Linked DNA regions of Mus musculus: region 1 is linked to region 2. Evidence: chromatin loops called from intact Hi-C (ENCODE). Cell type or tissue: left cerebral cortex. All regions are shown on one strand. Each heading gives the region's core, and the rest is flanking DNA. Links, peaks and the distances in the headings are about the cores only. Region 1 holds the start of Me1 (malic enzyme 1, NADP(+)-dependent, cytosolic). Region 2 overlaps Me1 (malic enzyme 1, NADP(+)-dependent, cytosolic).

Evidence for each region. Peaks named below come from ENCODE experiments on the same cell type or tissue, not always from the same donor. Only the 100,000 strongest peaks of a DNase experiment are listed, where the experiment ranks them.
Region 1: a loop joins it to region 2, with 6 times the contacts of the local background. A loop is called at or near these places in 3 of 42 quality-filtered maps.

The regions. Positions count from the first base shown.
Region 1 is chr9:86,693,105-86,698,486 of GRCm38, reverse strand. Me1 (malic enzyme 1, NADP(+)-dependent, cytosolic) reads left to right here and starts at 2,573. Exons shown (of 14, transcript NM_008615.2): 1 at 2,573-2,814. The coding sequence starts at 2,737. It overlaps A330041J22Rik (RIKEN cDNA A330041J22 gene), which reads right to left and starts at 3,045. Exons shown (of 3, transcript NR_045835.1): 1 at 2,785-3,045. In left cerebral cortex, for the core only: no CTCF peak of the experiment used is centred there; DNase peaks (open chromatin) are centred at 2,344 and 3,103; H3K4me3 peaks cover 1,840 bases; H3K27ac peaks cover 1,519 bases.
Region 2 is chr9:86,624,083-86,629,464 of GRCm38, reverse strand. The region is part of intron 6 of Me1 (malic enzyme 1, NADP(+)-dependent, cytosolic); the gene reads left to right. Among named protein-coding and RNA genes, the nearest start is that of Rwdd2a, 55 kb to the right of the region's middle. In left cerebral cortex, for the core only: no CTCF peak of the experiment used is centred there; DNase peaks (open chromatin) are centred at 1,188, 1,488, 2,309, 4,536 and 1 more place; H3K27ac peaks cover 4,416 bases.

The DNA.
Region 1 (5,382 bases), core at 334-5,333, 69 kb before region 2:
AGATATTTTTAAGTACTTAGACAGAAAATATTGTGTTAAAAATTATTAAAAGCATATTTAATAATTAAATAGCTGGCCAGTGGTATGTGTCTTTAATCCTAGCACTTGGGGGGCAGAGGCAGGCAGATCTCTGAGTTTGAGGCTAGCCTGGTTTTCAGAGAGTTCTAGTACAGCCAGGGCTACATAGAGGAAACCCTATGTTGGAAAAACAAAAACTAAACCTACCAACCAATCAACCAAACAACCAAACAAAAACCACAAAACAAACAAACAGACTATTGCTAATTGCTGCCACAAACAAGCTATTGCTAATTGCTGCCACCAAACAAACAAACAAAAGAAAGAGACTTGCTAATTGCTGAAATACACTCTATTCTTTTCCACAGTTTAGATGATGTGATTATCTATATCTTTTCTTGCATATTGACTACCCTTTCAAGCTAATGTTCATGTGCTGGTAACCCTATCTGAAGGTTAGTATATGGTCTGTATATTCAGTACACGAGGTCAAACCAAGAAGCTCACTCATGTTTAAAACAAGTGCTTTCCCAAGGAGCCACATCTCTAGCCTCTATTTCAACATGCCTTTTGTTTTTCAAGATTTATTTTCTGCATATAAGTGTTTATCTGTGTGTGTGTGTGTGTGTGTGTGTGTGTGTGTGTGTGTGTGTGTGTGCACTCCAGTGTCTGAGGAAGCCAAAAGAGGGCGTCAGATCCCCTGGAGCTAGATGTACAGGTAGTTGTAAGCCATACCGCTTGGGCCTTGGGACCTGGACTTGGGTCCTCTGCAGCAGAGCATCAAGTGTTTTTAACTGCTGAACTCTTTAGCACCTCCCCCCCCCCTTTTTTTTGTTTTGTTTTGTTTTGTTTTTTTTTTGTTTTTCGAGACAGGATTTCTCTGTGTAGCCCTGGTTGTCCTGGAACTCACTTTGTAGACCAGGCTGGCCTTGAACTCAGAGAACTCAGAAATCTGACTGCCTCTGCCTCCCGACTGCTGGGATTTAAGGCGTGCTCCACCACTGCCCCCTTTTAACATTCTTTACATTATCAATCATTTACAGGGTGGCATTGAAACCCCAGTTTCTTACAAGGTAATGAAAGCAAAGGAGGTTGATTGTTTTTAATCTATATACTTGTTTTTCTGTGTTCTTGGCAATAAAATCTAATTCTACAAATGATTAAAAAGACTGAAAAGTTTGTGCTCTAGTCAATATTTGGGAAATAGGTTCTTTTTAGACTTTTTTTTGGAAGTGTGTATGACTATACAAAATAGCTCCTTGGGCTGCTCACCATCCAAGATGACTGGCGCTGTCAGAGAACAAGTAAACAGACAAGGAAAAGGAAGCAGCTTTACAGGTCCTGGAGTTCCTGAAATGTTGGCTTGGAGGGAGAGGTCACATGCTCCTTGGGCTTGTTCTATATTGGCGATCCTTGCTATAGACCTTAAGTCCCACAGCAATGGACAAGCAACATCTCTAAATTTAAGTCATAAAAGCTTCATTCTACTAAAACTGTTGGAATTGGTTTCTCCTGGAAATTTGTATCTTCCAGGTCTGCTGTTAAACTGTTTTTGACTCACACAAAGCATTATAATTGCAATGCGCCTCATCTAATTTAGGAGAGGGAGTTTTGTAAAGTATACCCCTTTCTCAGATGTTATGAGGTAAATTATTTATGGGTTGTAAAACTCACAATGAAAGGTGTCATGTTAAGTACAAGAAATGTTTTTGAAGAACTGTGCAATGCTAATATAATGCTTTCTATAAAATAACTGAGTCTAGATAATTTAAAAGCCAGGCCAAAGAAACTTCTGAATTCAAGCATAGCCTAAAAGCTATCGTTGTACTGGTAGAGTAAAGTAAAATAATTAGAAAACATTTCACAGGTATCTAGGCAATATATAACCCCATAACCATTCCTCAGTGTTTAGGCGAATACCATAGAATCTGGCCATGCGATTACACTAAAAAGAAAAGGCTTTGGTGTCTGAAGGCTGCTTGATTGTTCTGTTCTGTTTTAATCAGACATCCCTGAGTGGCATGGGACTTACTTCTCCAGTCCTTTAATCTTTAAGTAGAAATATCAATAATGCAACCACAGGGTTTGAATACTGGAAGACCTTTTATTCTCACCCTCTTTCCTCAAAGAAGAAACCATATAGTCTTGCAAAAATGAACATCTTGGTTTCCAGAACGCTCAGGGGAGTCCTTCTTAAGCTCAATAGGTCTGATCACTGGACCCGTGTACTCTTAACACCTCTTCTCTTATCGCGTTCAAAAGAAATTCCCCTCCTATGCTATTCAGATACAGGCGGGGAGTCGCCCTCTCGCCCAGTGCCATCGAGGCCTGGACTTTCTGGGTCAAAGTTGATCCCCCTCCTGCATCAGGCCCCGGGGGCATGGCTGGCACCCAGGACGTTGGGGTTAGGGGAGGACAGTGGACGAGCCGAGGAAGCGAGGCGGCCCGCCCCTCACCCGTCGGGGCCCAGGTCTCTCGCTTGGCGTTCACCAGCCTGGCCGGAGCCCCGCCCCCGCCCCCTCGCACGGCGGCTCGGCCGATGCCGCCGTGACTCAGCGCTTCTCGCGGGCCGCCCGGCCGCGGCGGCGGCGGCTAGGCGCGGGCTCCTCCCGCCTCGCCACCCCCTCTCGCCACCCACGCCCGCCCCCGGCCGCGGGGCCTTCCGTCGCACGGCCGCCGCCCGCCGCACTCCGCGTCCGCCCCGCCACCGTGCCAGCCATGGAGCCCCGAGCCCCCCGCCGCCGACACACCCACCAGCGCGGCTACCTGCTGACGCGGGACCCGCATCTCAACAAGGTGAGCCCCGCGGCCCCGAGAGCCGCCCTGTGCCCGCAGCCGGCCGCTGGGCCGCGGGGACCTGCGTGCCACCGAGGGGACCGTCCCACCCGGGAGGCCACTGCGGAGCCGGCGCCCTCGCCTCTCAGCATCCCGATGCTGGACCCCGGGGAGCGATGTAACTTGTGGTCCGCTCTTCTTTGTCTGCCCCTTTCCCATCCCGGGAAGGGCAGTGTGGACCAGTGTGGGAATCGAGCGTTTTCCGTGAGGGTGGCAGGCGGGCGGCCAGCTCAGCCGCGACGTGCCTTCCCGGTCCAGGTGACTGGACTGGCAATGACCGGAGGCTGCTGTGGAGACAAGTGGTCCTACCGGTCCTGCCTTGAACAGAGATGGCCTCTGAGTGCCTGGGATCCCATCCACAAGATGTGGGGGCTCCAGGGCCTCTTGGCTTCTGGGATGACATTGGTTGTATGGTGTGGGTGGTTTCTTGTTGAACCCTACGTGCATGCCTAGGTGGGAAAACTTACATGATACGGCGGTACAGTCATTTATTTTATTTATTCATTTATTTTCCTTTCTAAATTCTGACTTTTGGAAAGTTATTATTTTTTTTTAAACCAGTCCTCTTTTTTTCTTTTCTTATTACAAGGAAATTCAATGTATGCCCCAGATCAGAGTTCCCTTTTCTCATGCTGTGATATCTCTCCTCCCACCCTATACCCAAGATCTCCCCTAAATGAGAACATTTTAGAAATGATCAGTTTGCTTTTGTAAGTAACTAGGTCTTATTTTATAGTGTGGGTGGTTGTTAGAATGGTGTGTGTGTGTGTGTGTGTGTGTGTGTGTGCGTGCGTGCACGCACGTACGCACATATGTGCATGCACGTGTGTGCATATCTGATTTCCTATTTCTTCAGTATGTGGAGAGTGACATGAGTGTCAGCATGGAGGCCTGTTAAGTCTTTTAGGGTATCACTTTAGTGAACCTCCTTTTTCGTTAAGAAGTGTACCTCAGCATTTCTCTCTAGTCATGTTATGGGTGACTTGTGCTCATTATTAATAACTTAAACACGTGTGATTATTTTGCGCATTATAGCTAGTTTGAGTTTGTAATTTTTTTATGACTCTTTTTTTTTTTTTTTTTTTTTTGGTTTTTCGAGACAGGGTTTCTCTGTGTAGCCCTGGCTGTCCTGGAACTCACTCTGTAGACCAAGCTGGCCTCGAACTCAGAAATCCGCCTGCCTCTGCCTCCCGAGTGCTGGGATTAAAGGCGTGCGCCACCACGCCCGGCGAGTTTGTAATTTTTTTGTAGTGACTTCTACAAATCTTTATTTGATTATTTATAGCTATGTAGTGTAAACATTTTAAGTTTCCTACTTATTTTTCCTTCAAAATCAATGTAATTGCTAGTTTGAATTTTTTTTCTTCCTATTTTATTATCCTGTAGGTCGAGGACTATTTTCACTAGAACAAAGGTAAACTTTGGTGTGACAAAGCCACTTGTGGCTCTCACGTGTTACCTGCCTGTCCTGACTTATGACGAAATCATGGGTCGCCTTGACAAGATCACACGAGTAGCAGAACCTGTTTGATTTTCTTAAGTCAAGGTTGAAATGTTTGTTAAGAGTGGGTAGACAGGCCAGCCCATCCCATCCCATAGCAAAGGCATACTTTACTGGGTTTGGAGTCTCCTGCTAACCTGTAACAGTTGATACCCACTGTAGAAACGATACTGTCACAAAGATCTTACACCAAAGGTAGAAAAGTACAGTCTTAATGTGTGCACACATTTTACCTGCAGTGTATCAAGTTGGATTACAAATCTGGGTCATCTTGGGACAATCAATAGAAGGAACTTTACTTACTCAGCCCTGGGGTCAGCGTGATGCCTGTGGCATTAACATCATCTGCTATATACTCAAAAGTCCCCTGTCTTTGTTATTAGGACAGAATTCTTAATTTAATTTAATTTTTTAATGTTGAGATGACCTGACTCCAAGGGGATGCTAAAGTCAACAGTGCTTTCTAAATTTCTCCTAGCAGACGAGCCTAGCCTGTCACCCGCTATAGGAATACTCGTTTAGCCACACTAAGGAAGAGTTTGACGATCCTACCTTTGGGTGACCGAGACATGCTTAGTTAGTATTATGTCCGTACATTTAGGTATGGATGAAAACATCTTTTGTTGCTGAGGAAAGTGGCTCGGTGGTTAAGAGTGCTTGCTGCTCTTGCAGAGGACACGGGTTCAGTTCTCAGCACCTATCTCAGGCAGCTCACAGCTAGAGGCACCCACAAACAACTTGTATATGTACACAAGAGAGTGCGTGTCCCCCACACCACAGAGAGAGAGAGAGAGAGAGAGATCTACCAGTTAGCATTTTATTCACATTCTCCTGTTATTCAAATCCTTATAGTGCTATTTCCTGTTATGTTGAATGTAAATTAATGTTTTACTATCTATCCTAGATGTGTCTAACTCCCAAACTTAGCCTTTAGCTTAAAATATATTGAAGATTTTCTTCTTTTCATTTTTGTTGTGACTCCTAAAATTAAAATGATATTAATTGATTTAGTAATCATTTCCCTAGGG
Region 2 (5,382 bases), core at 95-5,094:
TTTTCTCTTCCCACCACTTGTTGCAGACTGTGAAATCTTTGTGTGCGCTAAACTACACAAGATATTTTCCTAAACCTACAGAGAACATTTCTCAAGTGTTACAGGTAAGATTTTTTAATGTGTAATTAGAATTTTATTTAGAAAATATTATGAACAAAAATCGAAGAAAATACAAATCATAGAGACACAAGATTTTAGAATACAGGCTGATTAGCAACTGAAAAGCAATCACATTGGAGCAACTTGTTACTACCAAGTATTTTATTTGGGATCATACTGCCTTTTCTCACCTTCTGGGTTAACACCTCTTGTCATGCATGCACATCTAGAAAGCCATAACCAGGAAACATGACAGGTCATGGTTTCATACATCACAACACTTAATGACAACTCTCAAGATGAATAAGATCACACTGAGCAAACCGTAATGATGTGTATGTGTCAGGAGTGTTCACCTCTCTAACTGTGATGCAGTACTGGAATAGTTCACTTTAGAGACGAAGCTAAAGGACAGGGAAGCTGAGTAACTGCCGGGGCTGTGTGACAGTGAGCGGAGGAGCTGAGATACCGCTGATGCCGTTCAAATGGAGGCTTACACTCTAACAGTCACTCTGGTCTCAATGGGTGTTTTCATCAAACCTGCTGAGAGTTGTCCCTTAAGAGATGCATGGGTAGAGGCTGAGCCATGAATTCCAGCACTTGGGAGGCAGAGGAGGAGGCAGAGGCAGAGGAGGCAGGTGGATTTCTGAGTTTAAGGCTACCTTGATCTACAGAGTAAGTTCTAGGACAGCCAGGGATACACAGAGAAACCCTGTTCAAAAGCAAGCAAGCAAACAAACAAAAAATCAAACAACAACAAAACCCAAAAAGACAAAAAGGAGAAAAGAAAAACAAACACAGAGAGAGAGAGAGAGACAGACAGACAGACAGACAGACAGACAGACATTGATGGTAACTTCTATGAAAGATCAAGTGTGGGTTGATTTCAGCCAGCATTGAACATTTGGAGGAGAAAACTGGGCAGGGAGTGCCTCAAACTGTGATATATGTATGTGGCAGATTTCAGACAGCACAGTAGGGATTTCTTGACCAAAGAGAGGCTCCTTAGATGAGTTCCATGCTGGGTAGGAGCGATGCTGGCCCCATTCCCAGTGCTGGGCCTAGCAACTGCCTGACGGCTCCTCAGGAAGACGGCTGGGCTCGAATGCGGCCACGGATCTTACATGCATCAGGGCATGAGAAGTGGGGGTGGGAAGACCAATTCAGGGTTGTTCTAGCTATGTAATGAGTTTGAGATCAGCCTAAGATACATGACACCACATCTCAAAAACAAAACAAATAGAAGAAAATGCCTTATAGCTGGAGATGAGGTTCTGATATACTCCATGGTAAGTTCTTTGATGAAGGGCATTCTGAGGCTGCCTAGCATCTTAGTGCCATTCACAGATACCAGATGCCAATTATATCCACCAGATTTCCAGAAAAGTGAAGGCAGAGAACACAGATGCTAGGATGCAAAAGCCAATTTTTCACAGTGCTTTTAGGAGGATACATCCATGAGTCACTGTAGGATTACAGTGAAGTTACTAGCGCAGCACTTTGTACCCAGGGAAACTCCTCCTTAAGAAGACATGAGCAGGCATTTCACAGCAGCATTGTTTATAGAACGAAAAGCTGACAATAGTTTAAATTGACGTGAACAGGCGACTGGACTGAATAAGTTGTCACACATTGCAGTATGTAGTGATATAGCACAGAGCTAGTGCTTCATGCAGCCACTTGGGTACACCACAGGAAGACATCTTAACTGCTCCTCTTATGTTATTATTAATAGCACCATTGGATGTCATTCAATATTCATCTTCTCTGTGCAAATTACCCAAATATATAGATCTTAAAAGTGATGCTATACTGTTTGGGAATATAGAATAGCATTTCAAAAGGATGGGGCTCATCTTTTTATCCTATTCTTTTTTTAAAAATTAGGTTTGTTTATTTACCTATGTGTTATGAGTATTTTGAGTGCATGTATGTACATATGTACCACACAAGCTTTGGGAGATAAATAAGATACAAGTGATAATCTTGGCCTTGCTTGTCCCAACATTTTCACCTGTAGATCAATGATAGCATATTCCTCAGGGCTAGGTCAGGAGCTTCACCTACATCTGGCTGTCTAGCACTGAGACAACTCTGAACTCATACATTCTAACTGCGCATAACAGCTTATTTTGCTCCTGTATCTCATCTACTTCTCTTCACCCACTATTTGTCTTCTGAACATTCCTCAGAGCCATCTGTTTCTCTCTGTCTGTACTCTCATTTCCAGATGGAGAGTTGGGATCTAGCATCCACCTCCCGAGGAAACCCCCTGGTCTACTCTTGCCTCTCTTTGGTGCACCCATACCCTGATTACAGTGCCCTAGTGTTAGTGCTAATTGATCACAGCATATTGCTGCTTCGTTCACTCCCATGGATCAAGGATGAACTTCTTTAGCACAGACTAAAGGCACAGCATGATCCAATCCTATTTACCTTCTATTCTTAATTCTTGCTTTGTTTCCTTCCAGACTGTGTGCTTTTAGTCATTGTTAATTTACTTTTCTTTCTAGACTGTGCCATAGATGTAGTTAATTCTAGCATTAAACATATTTCCTCTGCCTCCAGAATTCTCCTTTCTCTTAGAAGTCTCCCCTGGCTCAGGCTTCAGCAGCCTTTTGAGGGCCTTTTTGATGCACTTGTCCTGATCTGCACCTCGGTGCCCTGCATTTCCACAGAGGTGGCACGCACACATGCCACACTGAAATTCTCTGTCACTATGTGCTCTAAGTGGGGGCAGGAGGGGAAGGAGCATGTAGCAGCTGCTTAGAGGACATTTGACAAATAAGGAAAGAAAGAAAGGCAAGGTTTCTTTAGGGGGATAACAGGAAATAGCTAAGTTCTTACTATAAAAAGGGCCCCCTTTTAAGAAAGATGATTAAGATTTAATGTAACATGTTCTCAGTGAGGAAGGCATTCTGCTACTGAAGCCTTAAGAGGAGATACACGGATGATTGAAAGTGGATGCAGGAAGGACACAGTGGATAGTTACAATGTAGTCTTTTATACTGCTCTGCTTACACAGAAGCATCAAGAAGTAACAGTTATAGTATTGTTGAAGGAATGGTAAGACAGTGACAGGACTATCTACCTGTGAAACAAACAGAGAGCTGCAACTAGAGGCATTTCCTGGTGAGTGTGTAAGAAGTGAGCTGGGCTCTTCTTACATACCAGGGTGCATGGGATGTGAAGGTGCATGGCCGGAGAGAACTCGGATCACCCATGCTAGCATTCAAGACTACTCAATCTGAAACTGAACGTTATTACCTTTTATTTATTGACTTTTTTGTATTGAGGAGGGGTGTACTTTTGGTGCAGTGCATGTGTGGAGGTCAGAGGATAACTTGCAAGCATCCTTTTCCAGCTAAGACTCAAGTTAGAAGTGAACAAAGAATAAATGGGGGGTGAGGGTCCCAGATCTGTGCTAGCAGATGCTAATAATACTACTTTGAAGGAGTTCAGAAGATGAACGGTAGATTTCAGATTACAACCGGTCTGGAGTGGCTCAGCAAAGAAAGGCCCTCCCCACCAAACCTGATGACCTGACTTGAGTCTTCCCCAAGGCCACACTTAAGTCTCCCTTGCTTGATGACTGGTTTCCCTAAAGCCTTTACTGGGCTCTCTGTGTGCTATTGAGTTTGACTTAACCTGGATTTTAAAGCCCAGGACCCATGCCTGCTGCCTAAGGAAGTACTTAGCTTCTTTACACTGAAATATTCTCAGCCTCATTGATTGCTTTTAATCTAAACCTCTTTTAAGGTTTGTTCTGCTCATGTGCTTTGTCTATCTAAAGAGTCTATTTCCCAGTCAGCATTTTAAGGGCAAAATTTATATTTCTGTTTGCTGCTATATTTATAAAGTATCTTCCTTAATATATTATCAAAATGAGTCATTTGGAATAAATCTCCCCACCCCCAAGGAATTAATCCGATATGAAGCACCGTAGCTCTTGGACACTGTGTAGTGCCATACACGTAGCACATCCTACAACATGATTTTACCCTGCCGTTCAGAAAGAGCGTGCACGATCAAGTCAGTTACACGACCCCTCAGTGTCTTAAGATCAAAGAAAGACTACTGTTTTCATCAGTGTTTGTCCACGTATGCCTGGTTTTGAGATGCCTGGTGTGTTGAATGCATACAGATGTCATCTTGCAGATGCCTGGTGTGTTGAATGCATACAGATGCAATCTTGCTGATTTCGTGATAAAGTTCTGGGTGTAGCTCAATGTCAGAGTGCTTGCCCAACACGTGAGTTCCCATGGCCTACCGTCAGCCCAGATCTAACCGCACAAGCAGTGTGAGCTCACTAAATGCTCGGTCTTTAGTCATAAGGAACTCTAGCTTCTACATCTGTAAAATGTAATGACAGTGCCTTCCTTGCTGAATTGCTGAGAGAATTAAATTATATAATCCCTCTGAAATGTGGACCATACCATCTGGTGCTTAGTCAGTTCTGGCCACAGCCATTACTCACTGAAGTAAGGTGGTTTCCAGACTTAACACACCACAGAGAACACAAGCTCCAGAAGTTTTACATGTCCGTTTTGGGGTATTTTTGTTAGCTTTTCAAACTATATATACCTGCTATTTTATGCCAAATTTTGATTATAAAATAGTAGGTTCTTTTCACAGTTACGTAGAGGTAGATTGGCTAATTCCTAAGCATTCCATTGCTCCTGATTTCTTGGCATCTAGCAACTTGAAGCTAGAACAAAGCGTCCCTTCTGGGACGTTCTCTTTATTCCATGGTGTAGGATACCCATTGCAAGATGAATCCTGAAAGCCTCTTTCTAAATCTCTAGGACTGATCAGAGCTAACTACCAGGTAGGAAATGTCACAAAATTAAAATGAGTGTGTGGCATCTTCCTGAGGATGAGTCTAAAACAGGCGCATGAAAATGATAAGGTGCCCTGTGTGCCGATTTACTACCTAGGACTCTCCCCAGATGGCACGGTGGAAACCCTGTAGATTTATAGCTTCACTACACCATGTCCTGAACACGAAGGCAAACCACACCGGAGGGACTCCATTTCAACCACAGAGAAACTGTAACAAGCCCCAAACCACCAGACTGAGTAAGTAGTAGATCCCGGAATAGAGTTGAGAAGGCTCTGATGCTCCTCACAGACCACAGGCTGCTGCTTCTGAGCATAATGACAGAGCATCTGCCGCCGCTATTCCCCAGAATATGACACACCAGGGCATTGTCCAACGACGTGCAGTTTTGGGTTTCTGAAGGAAGGCTCCTTGGAAACAAGAAAGTTGGAAAGTAGCCATCA